2 separate regions of the Homo sapiens genome follow, and region 2 is linked to region 1. Evidence: read pairs that join two places in POLR2A ChIA-PET (ENCODE). Cell type or tissue: Caco-2. All regions are shown on one strand. Region 1 overlaps DLGAP1 (DLG associated protein 1). Region 2 overlaps DLGAP1 (DLG associated protein 1).

What was found. ChIA-PET counts read pairs that join two places held together with the same protein. Peaks named below come from ENCODE experiments on the same cell type or tissue, not always from the same donor. Only the 100,000 strongest peaks of a DNase experiment are listed, where the experiment ranks them.
Region 2: POLR2A ChIA-PET joins it to region 1 with 5 read pairs; 2 of 35 experiments call an interaction of 5 or more read pairs at or near these places.

What each region holds. Positions count from the first base shown.
Region 1 is chr18:3,497,245-3,501,244 of GRCh38, forward strand. DLGAP1 (DLG associated protein 1) reads right to left here. Exons shown (of 13, transcript NM_004746.4): 13 at 1-2,150. The coding sequence ends at 1,941. Among named protein-coding and RNA genes, the nearest start is that of GAPLINC, 33 kb to the left of the region's middle. In Caco-2, no CTCF peak of the experiment used is centred here; a DNase peak (open chromatin) is centred at 2,017; H3K4me3 peaks cover 810 bases.
Region 2 is chr18:3,691,439-3,695,438 of GRCh38, forward strand. All of the region lies in intron 7 of DLGAP1 (DLG associated protein 1), which reads right to left. Among named protein-coding and RNA genes, the nearest start is that of DLGAP1-AS6, 40 kb to the left of the region's middle. In Caco-2, no CTCF peak of the experiment used is centred here; no DNase peak of the experiment used is centred here.

The DNA.
Region 1 (4,000 bases):
TGTATTCTTTTTAAAACTAGCAAATACTTGAAGCTCAAAATCTCTGTATGCTCCAATTTCACAAAGCACTTTGAGTGCTTTGTTCACCCTAGTTAAAAGTTGGTTCGTTGGTTTCAAAATAAGTGAGTAGCCCTTTTCTTGTAAACCACAGCAGTAAACATTTGTGCCCTGTTTATAAAGGTAGCTCAAAGCATCGATGGCTCTGAGAGGTAGCGAATTCTCTAGTGGTTTTAGAATATGTCCGTGAAAATATCTGTTGCTAGAACCCATCACCTCTCTTAATTTCATAAGTAAAATTAAATTAGCACCTGGCTATGAGAGTGTATTATTTTAAAAAGCTTCTCTGGTGCAAGCATGTTTGATGTATGTTTTTAAAAGTCTTTCGTTTTTAATTTCTAATGCTTTAGGATGTTAGCTGGACATAAAATGCCATTGATACTTAAGATTGCCACATCCTAAGTGTTTAAACTGTGACGAGTAAGGGCATTTAAAGACAACTTCAGCTAGACACCGATGCATACTGCCCATCAATCAAGACTAAAAATCTAAATCAACACTCTCTGCCAAAAGCCTTGACTTCTTTCAGTGTTTATGAATCATGACTCCCCCCACCTCTTCATGGCTGTTGACCCTGGCAGGTCGAGTTTCTTCTCTCACTACCTGGAACCTCAAGATGACAGCGGCAGCTCTTTTGAATGAGGCAGCATGTCTATTGGGGCAAAAATTTATTTTAGCCATTTGACACAGGACAGAATCCTATGCTAGGTATTACTGGACTCTGCAGTAGTGAGAGGAGATGAAAGGAGAAAATATATCTGAAATACGAACTACTTGGGTTAAAATAGACGGATGTGTAGCATTCAAAGGGATGGTAGGAAAACCCAAACTCTTCTCCAAAAACAGCCTTGCTGCCATTTACAGCGCTTTATAAGCAGATATGTACTTATATATGTGGAATCAGGTAGGCCCACCTGGATGGACACTTAACAAATTAATAGAACCAACACTTTCCCTTTAAAAACAGCCGCCACGACAACAATATAAATATACACAGTACAATAAGAGTTGAGAAAACATTTCAGGTCTAGATTTTCTTAATAATAGAACAAAAAAATCCCTTATGTAGTATACTAAACCATCAGTGCCTCCTTTGCCTTGCTTCATGTTATTGCCTTTCAGAATAGATTAATTTCCCTGAAAGATCGAATTTACAATCTTCTGCTGATTGAGACATTTGAAGCTGTGATTGATGAAGTAACAGTGAGGCAGTTTGTGCAGCTGTGAGTGTGCAGGTGCCCCCAGCACCTGCAGATTTCGCTTCTCCCATCCTTGCTACACATCCAGGTCCCCCACCCCCAGGCCAGGCTTGGTCCCCTCTCTCTGTGTCCCTCATGGATTCCAGTGAGATGGTGTGATTTCTGAGGTTGGGAATAAAGTGCTCCATCTGCTTTTTTAAAAGAATAACCATTTAGGGGAAATAAAGGGAATCGGAGGCCTAGTTTCTTTCACGTGGAAGACGGTAAGTCCCAAAGGATCACCCTGTGATACTGGATTTCTGAAATACCCTATGGTTTTATATTGCTGAACAGACTAGCTCGAGAGAACTGAGGACGGCGGGTGACCTAAAGGCATCACTTCTACACAGGTGGGTTTGGCTTTGCCCAGAAAATAAAGGGTTGGATCTCAGTATGAGGCAGGGCGACGGCATCAGGACAGGGGGCGAAGCTCGGTGAAGAAGGAGATGGGCAAACGGGTACGGGAAGTGGGGGGCTGAGGGGGGCCCGGGGGGCGGCTCCTGCGAGGTGGACAACTACACCGCGACAGTGGAAGTCACCGAGCTCGGGAGCGGACGGGCTCGGAGGGGGAGAGGCAGCCGGCAGAGGAGCGGCCGGGGGAGGAGGGGACAGATGCTTGGCGGCGGCGGCCGGGCTGCGGGGCGCTCAGAGCCGGGTCTGCGCCTCGGGGATGTAGATCTCGATGCTCTCGGCGCTCTCGGTGGCCGAGTTCTGGCGGACGGACGCGGCGCGCTTGGCGGCCATCAGGCGCTTGCGGGCCTCCTGGCGCTGCGAGCTCTCCAGCGAGCGCTCCCGGATCAGCGGCGCGGGGCCCTTCGCCGGCTTCTTTGGCACTGGAGGAGGGGCCCTTCTCTCCTGATCAAAGCAGAAGGTTCAGGACATTACACAGCTTCTCAGGACAAGCTTGGGAAAAACTGGGATAGGTCAGTAGTTAGAACACACAGTTTTTTACCTAGGGGTGGTTAGTTCTGATCTGCACACTGCATATCTACTTTTTTCTTCATTATTCTGGCTTGGGCATTCAAAAGATGCAGAAAAAAAAAAATCCCGGTAAGCTTAAGGCCCAGGGTAAGGCTGGGTTGCAGAACTAGGTCTCTCCAAGGGAAGGAAGTGGGTATTTTAAAGGCCCCCTGCGGAAAGCCTGCGGCTCCCAGCACATTGAGTGCGGTTCTCTCTGGAGACTCCAGACTCCTCCTGGTGCCAGAGATGGGCCAGGAAGCAGCGGCTGCAGCAGCATCTTAGAACCCCTGCATCCCCTCTAAGGATGCAAGTCACCGGGTGCAAGCTTGGTTCAGAGCTTAAAAACATCTCCGCTCTGTCCCCGGCCCGCCCACCGTCCCCTTCCCACCAAACCTAAATAAACAGAGGAGGAAGAAGAGATATCAGATTGTGTTCTTTAGCTTTGTTGGTGCTACACCAGGTTAGACCCTTTTGCACACCACACACGAACACACAAGCAATATACAATATACAGGGTCACGGGAGAGGGAGGCCATTGATATTTCCTACACTCGAGAGTTAATTAAGTCAGTTCCAAGGTGACTCTGACTAGGGGCCTCGGGATAACTGTGGTGGCCCAGGAAGCAATTCCAATCACAGGGGCAGAAACTGTGCCATGAAAAGTTGACACAGGATGAAAGAGGTCATTCCTCTTATCAGCAGCAAACTATGAAATGGGCGGATATTTTCAATGCCACTGCAAAAACAAAAGACAGTCATCTCTTTGGCATTAAAAAAAATGCAGCAGGAAAGAATGGCGTCTAGACCACAAAGGATTTTTAGGCAAAGAAGGTTGAAGTTGTAGACTGTGAAAGGGTGCACATAAAACTGATGTTTTCATTTTAAATAAAATACCCTCCATTCTCATAAAATGAAGCGTGAACATTATCTTAAAATATAGTTTCGGTGATTCTCCAAAGAGTACTCTTTGTATCTTAACACCAATGCTCAGCACAGCAATTCCTCCCTGCTTGCCAGAGCAAGTGCCTAGTTCAACTTCTCACCCTGGAGCTACCCCACCGGCTGTCTAAGGTGGAGTCTGTGTGGCTTAAAAGAGAAAAAAGGAGAGCCTGGAGTGCAAACTATATTCTCCCAACTCTGATTGTGCTTGTTCATTTTTCTCCTCAGGTTCATGGGGTGATGAAAAGCTCTGATCACAGGCAAAGTCCATTAAAAACCGTAAAAATCAAGCTAACTAATGATTTACTATGTAAATATCAATAGGTTACATATATCAATTCTTAGCATCTCTTCTTTTAGACATTTTAAATCTTCATTGTGGAATAACTCAGTGGATATTTTTAGAAATATGAATATTGGATATTTTTTAGTCATTTTCCTTTCCTTATACATTTGGATTTTTTAAACAATGATTACTATTATTATTATTATTGAGACAAGCTCTCGCTCTGTCACCCAGGCTGGAGTGCAGTGGCGCAACCACGGCTCACTGCAGACTCAAACTCTCCGAGTTCAAGCAATCCTCCCACCTCAGCCTCCCAAGTAGCTGGCACTACAAGTGTGTACCACCACGCCCAGCTAATTTTTGTACTTTTTGTAGAGACGGCGTTTCACCATATTGTTGCCCAGGCTGGTTTTGAACTCCTGGACTCAAGTGATCCACCCGCCTCAGCCTCCCAAAGTGCTGGGATTACAGACATGAGCCACCATGCCCAGCCAACAATGATTATTTAAAAAAAAAAAAA
Region 2 (4,000 bases), 190 kb after region 1:
AAAATTACTCAGAAAAGTTAAATGAACATGTGTATGACTTCCAGCAAGTAAGCTTTTTTATTATATCTTTACATTTATGGGCCTGTATTTACATTTGTTATTGTAACAATATAAAGATAAATACAAACCCAAAAGAAAAACAAAAGAAGTCCTTTATAATTCCACCAAACATTTTAAAAAAGAATTGAGGAGGCCAGGAACAGTGGCTTACACCTGTAATCACAACACTTTGGGAGGCCAAGACAGGAGGATCACTTGAGCCCAGAAGCTCAAGAACAGCCTGGGCAACATGGTGAAAAACCATCTCTACAGAAAAAGAAAAAAAGAGTTAGCTGAGAGTGGTGGCGGGCATGCATCTGTAGTACCAGCTATTTGGGAGGCTGAGATGGGCAGACTGCTTGAGCCTGGGAGGTGGAGGTTACAGTGAGCCGAGATCATGCCACTGCATTCCTGTCTGGGTGACAGAGCAAGACCCTGTCTCAAAAAATAAAAATAAAAAAAATAAAAAAAGGTTGAGGAATTAGTTCATTTAATACTTCATATAAGGAAGGAAAAATAGAAAATCTTGAATCCACGTAATGGTGGTTTGTATTTTTCACTGTATTTGCTTAAGTCAATGTTTTCTTTAGTTCATCTTAATCAAGAAAGAGCTATCCTTAGGAGGACTTTGAAAAATTTACTAATTATTTTAACATATCCTCAGAACAATACCAAGGGAAACAAATTCCTGGCCGCTGGTGAGCTACCTCTGGTAATGTAACTTAGCACAAGATCAAAGGTTAAGTGCCTCTTACCAGAGGAGAGAAGTAATCATTTCCATTATGTGTATTTTTTGGAGTGTTTTTTTTGTTAATACAAAATGAAATGGACTTTCCCCTCTACAAACCATTAATAGCTGTGTATGTGCAGCCAAGGCATATTATGAGTCAATTATAAAGTTCTCATGGTCTCCAGAGTTCAAATGTAATTTTATCATTTTAATTAGTAGTTTATCCTTTTACCAGGCATCAGAGTGTCTTGTGACAATGTACACAATGGCCTACCTTCACTCCCAATTTACAGCAGGATGGGGAGGCATAAGCTCTTCAAGGTTGTTCAATACCTCTTCCCATTTATTTACACTGGCAGTGGTTCAGGTCTTGGGAAGTTAACCCTGTTTCTGCAAGCGAGGGCCAAATGGTCAGGTCTGGTTGAGATCTGCATATGGCAGCTCTTTGCTAGCTACTCAGTACTTTAAAGATTCAAAGCACTCTCCTGTTACTGAGTTCACATATACTCCTTGGGAGAGGGATATTATCTTAGAATTATCCTCCTGAAACAACTTCTGTTATTAACTTTTCTCATTCCACATTAGGAAATCAAGAAGCTCTGTCCCTGGAAATTCAAACAACTTCTCTAGTGTTCCAGAACTAGCAAATGAGGTGGGCCTGAAGCCAACACAGAGCTGGGACCTAGGTTAGTAATTCTGGACTTGGAGCTTCAAGGCTCTGCTCATGCCGATGAAAGCCACGCAGCATGACTATCATGAAGCAGGCACCCTGGATCACTGAAAGCTCTTTAACTCTTGGCTTAAGGTATTCTGGCTTTTTCAGTATAAAAGCCATTACATTTCTTTGCACTGCTAATGTCAAGGAACAAATGTGAGGCAAACTATATTTTCTTTTTCAGAGACAGAGTCTATGTCGCTCAGGCTGGAGTGCAGTGGTGCCATCATAGCTACTGCAGCCTCGAACTCCTGGGCTCCAGCGATCCTCCTGCCTCAGCGTCTTGAATAGCTGGGACTTCAGGTGTACCCTACCATGTCTCACTTATTTAAATTTTTTTTTTTTGTAGAGATTGGGGTCTCCCTATGTTGCTCAGGCTGGTCTTGAACTCTTGGGCTCAAGTGATTCTTCCATCTCAACCTGCCAGCCTCCCAAAGTGCTGGGATTACAGGCATCAGCCATAGTGTCTGGCCACAAACTACATCTTCTAACATTTGATTTTCTCCTTCCATGTACACTAATCTGCATGTTGAAGAAATGCAAAATATTTAATTATACTGCATGGGCAGAAACATGTTAGAAAACGGATATTAATGTGAAGGCAATCACTGCAGAGATGTGTGCCAGTCAGATTAGTGGTACAGCTTCCTGCTGAAGATGATTAAAAAGAAAAGAGAAACTCACACATCCAGGGGTAATTGACTCAGTGCAATTTGGCATATAATTATACTGAGGACCATAAATTCTCTATGATTTCACAGCTGAAGTAAGACGACCCCAATACACTTAAAATGGAAGTATTATTCTCTGCTGAAAATCTGTTTATTGAAAAGGACAAAAGGGAATCCAGATTGGGCTAGGAAGCTGCTAGAGGAGCATTTAGTCTCAGCATCTCAGTGTCATGATCAGTGTCTGATGTTGCACTGTTTGTATCAGTGGCTGATGTAAGCTGATGATGGCATTTTTTTTTATTATAGTTTTAAGTTCTGGGATACATGTGCAGAACGTGCAGGTTTGTTACATAGGTATCCATGTGCCATGGTGGTTAGCTGCACCCATCAACCCATTGTCTACATTAGGTATTTCTCCTAATGCTATCCCTCCCCTAGCCACCCCCCCCTCAGCCCCCAACAGGCCCCAGAGTGTGACGTTCCCCTCCCTGTGTCCATGTGTTCTCATTGTTCAACTCCCACTTATGAGTAAGAACATGTTGTGTTTGGTTTTCTCTTCCTGTGTTAGTTTGCTGAGAATGATGGTGTCCAGCTTCATCTGTGTCCCTGCAAAGGACACGAACGCATCCATTTTTATGGCTGCATAGTATTCCATGGTAAATATGTGCTACATTTTCTTTATCCAGTCTATCATTGATGGGCATTTGGGTTGGTTCCCATTCTTTGCTATTGTGAATAGTGCTGCAATAAACATATGTGTGCATGTGTCTTTATAGTAGAATGATTTATAATCCTTTGGTATATACTCAGTAATGGGATTGCTGGGTCAAATGGTATTTCTGGTTCTAGATCCTTGAGGATCTACACTGTCTTCCACAATGGTTGAACTAATTTACAATCCCACCAACAGGGTAAAAGCATTCCTATTTCTCCACATCCTCTCCAGCATATGTTGTTTCCTGACTTTTTAATGATCGCCATTGTAACTGGCATGAGATGGTATCTCATTGTGGTTTTGGTTTGCATTTCTCTAATGACAAGTGATGATGAACATTTTTTCATACGTTTGTTGGCTGCATAAATGTCTTCTTTTGAGAAGTGTCTGTGCACATCCTTTGCCCACTTTTTGATGGAGTTGTTTTTTTCTTGTAAATTTGCTTAAGTTCCTTGTAGATTCTGGATATTAGCCCTTTGTCAGATGGATAGATTGCAAAAATTTTCTCCCATTCTGTAGGTTGTCTGCTCACTCTGATGAGTTTCTTTTGCTGTGCAGGAGCTCTTTAGTTTAATTAGATCCCATTTGTCAATTTTGGCTTTTGTCCCTATTGCTTTTGGTGTTTTTTTTGTTTTTTTTTTTTTTTTTTGAGACAGAGTCTTGTTCTGTCGCCCAGACTGGAGTGCGGTGGCGTGCTCTTGGCTCACTGCAAGCTCCGCCTCCTGGGTTCATGCCATTCTCCTGCCTCAGCCTCCCGAGTAGCTGGGACTACAGGCACCCACCATTATGCCCGGCTAATTTTTTTCTGTATTTTTTTAGTAGAGACGGGGTTTCACCGTGTTAGCCAGGATGGTCTCTATCCCCTGACCTCATGGTCCACCCGTTTCAGCCTCCCAAAATGCTGGGATTACAGGCATGAGCCACCAAGCCTGGCCTGCTTTTGGTGTTTTAGTCATGAAGTCTTTGCCCATGCCTATGTCCTGAATGGTATTGACTAGGTTTTCTTCTAGAGTTTTTACGGTTTTAGGTCTTATGTTTAAGTCTTTAATCCATCTTGAGTTAATTTTTGTATAAGGTGTAAGGAAGGGGTCCAGTTTCAGTTCTCTGCATATGGCTAGCCAGTTTTCCCA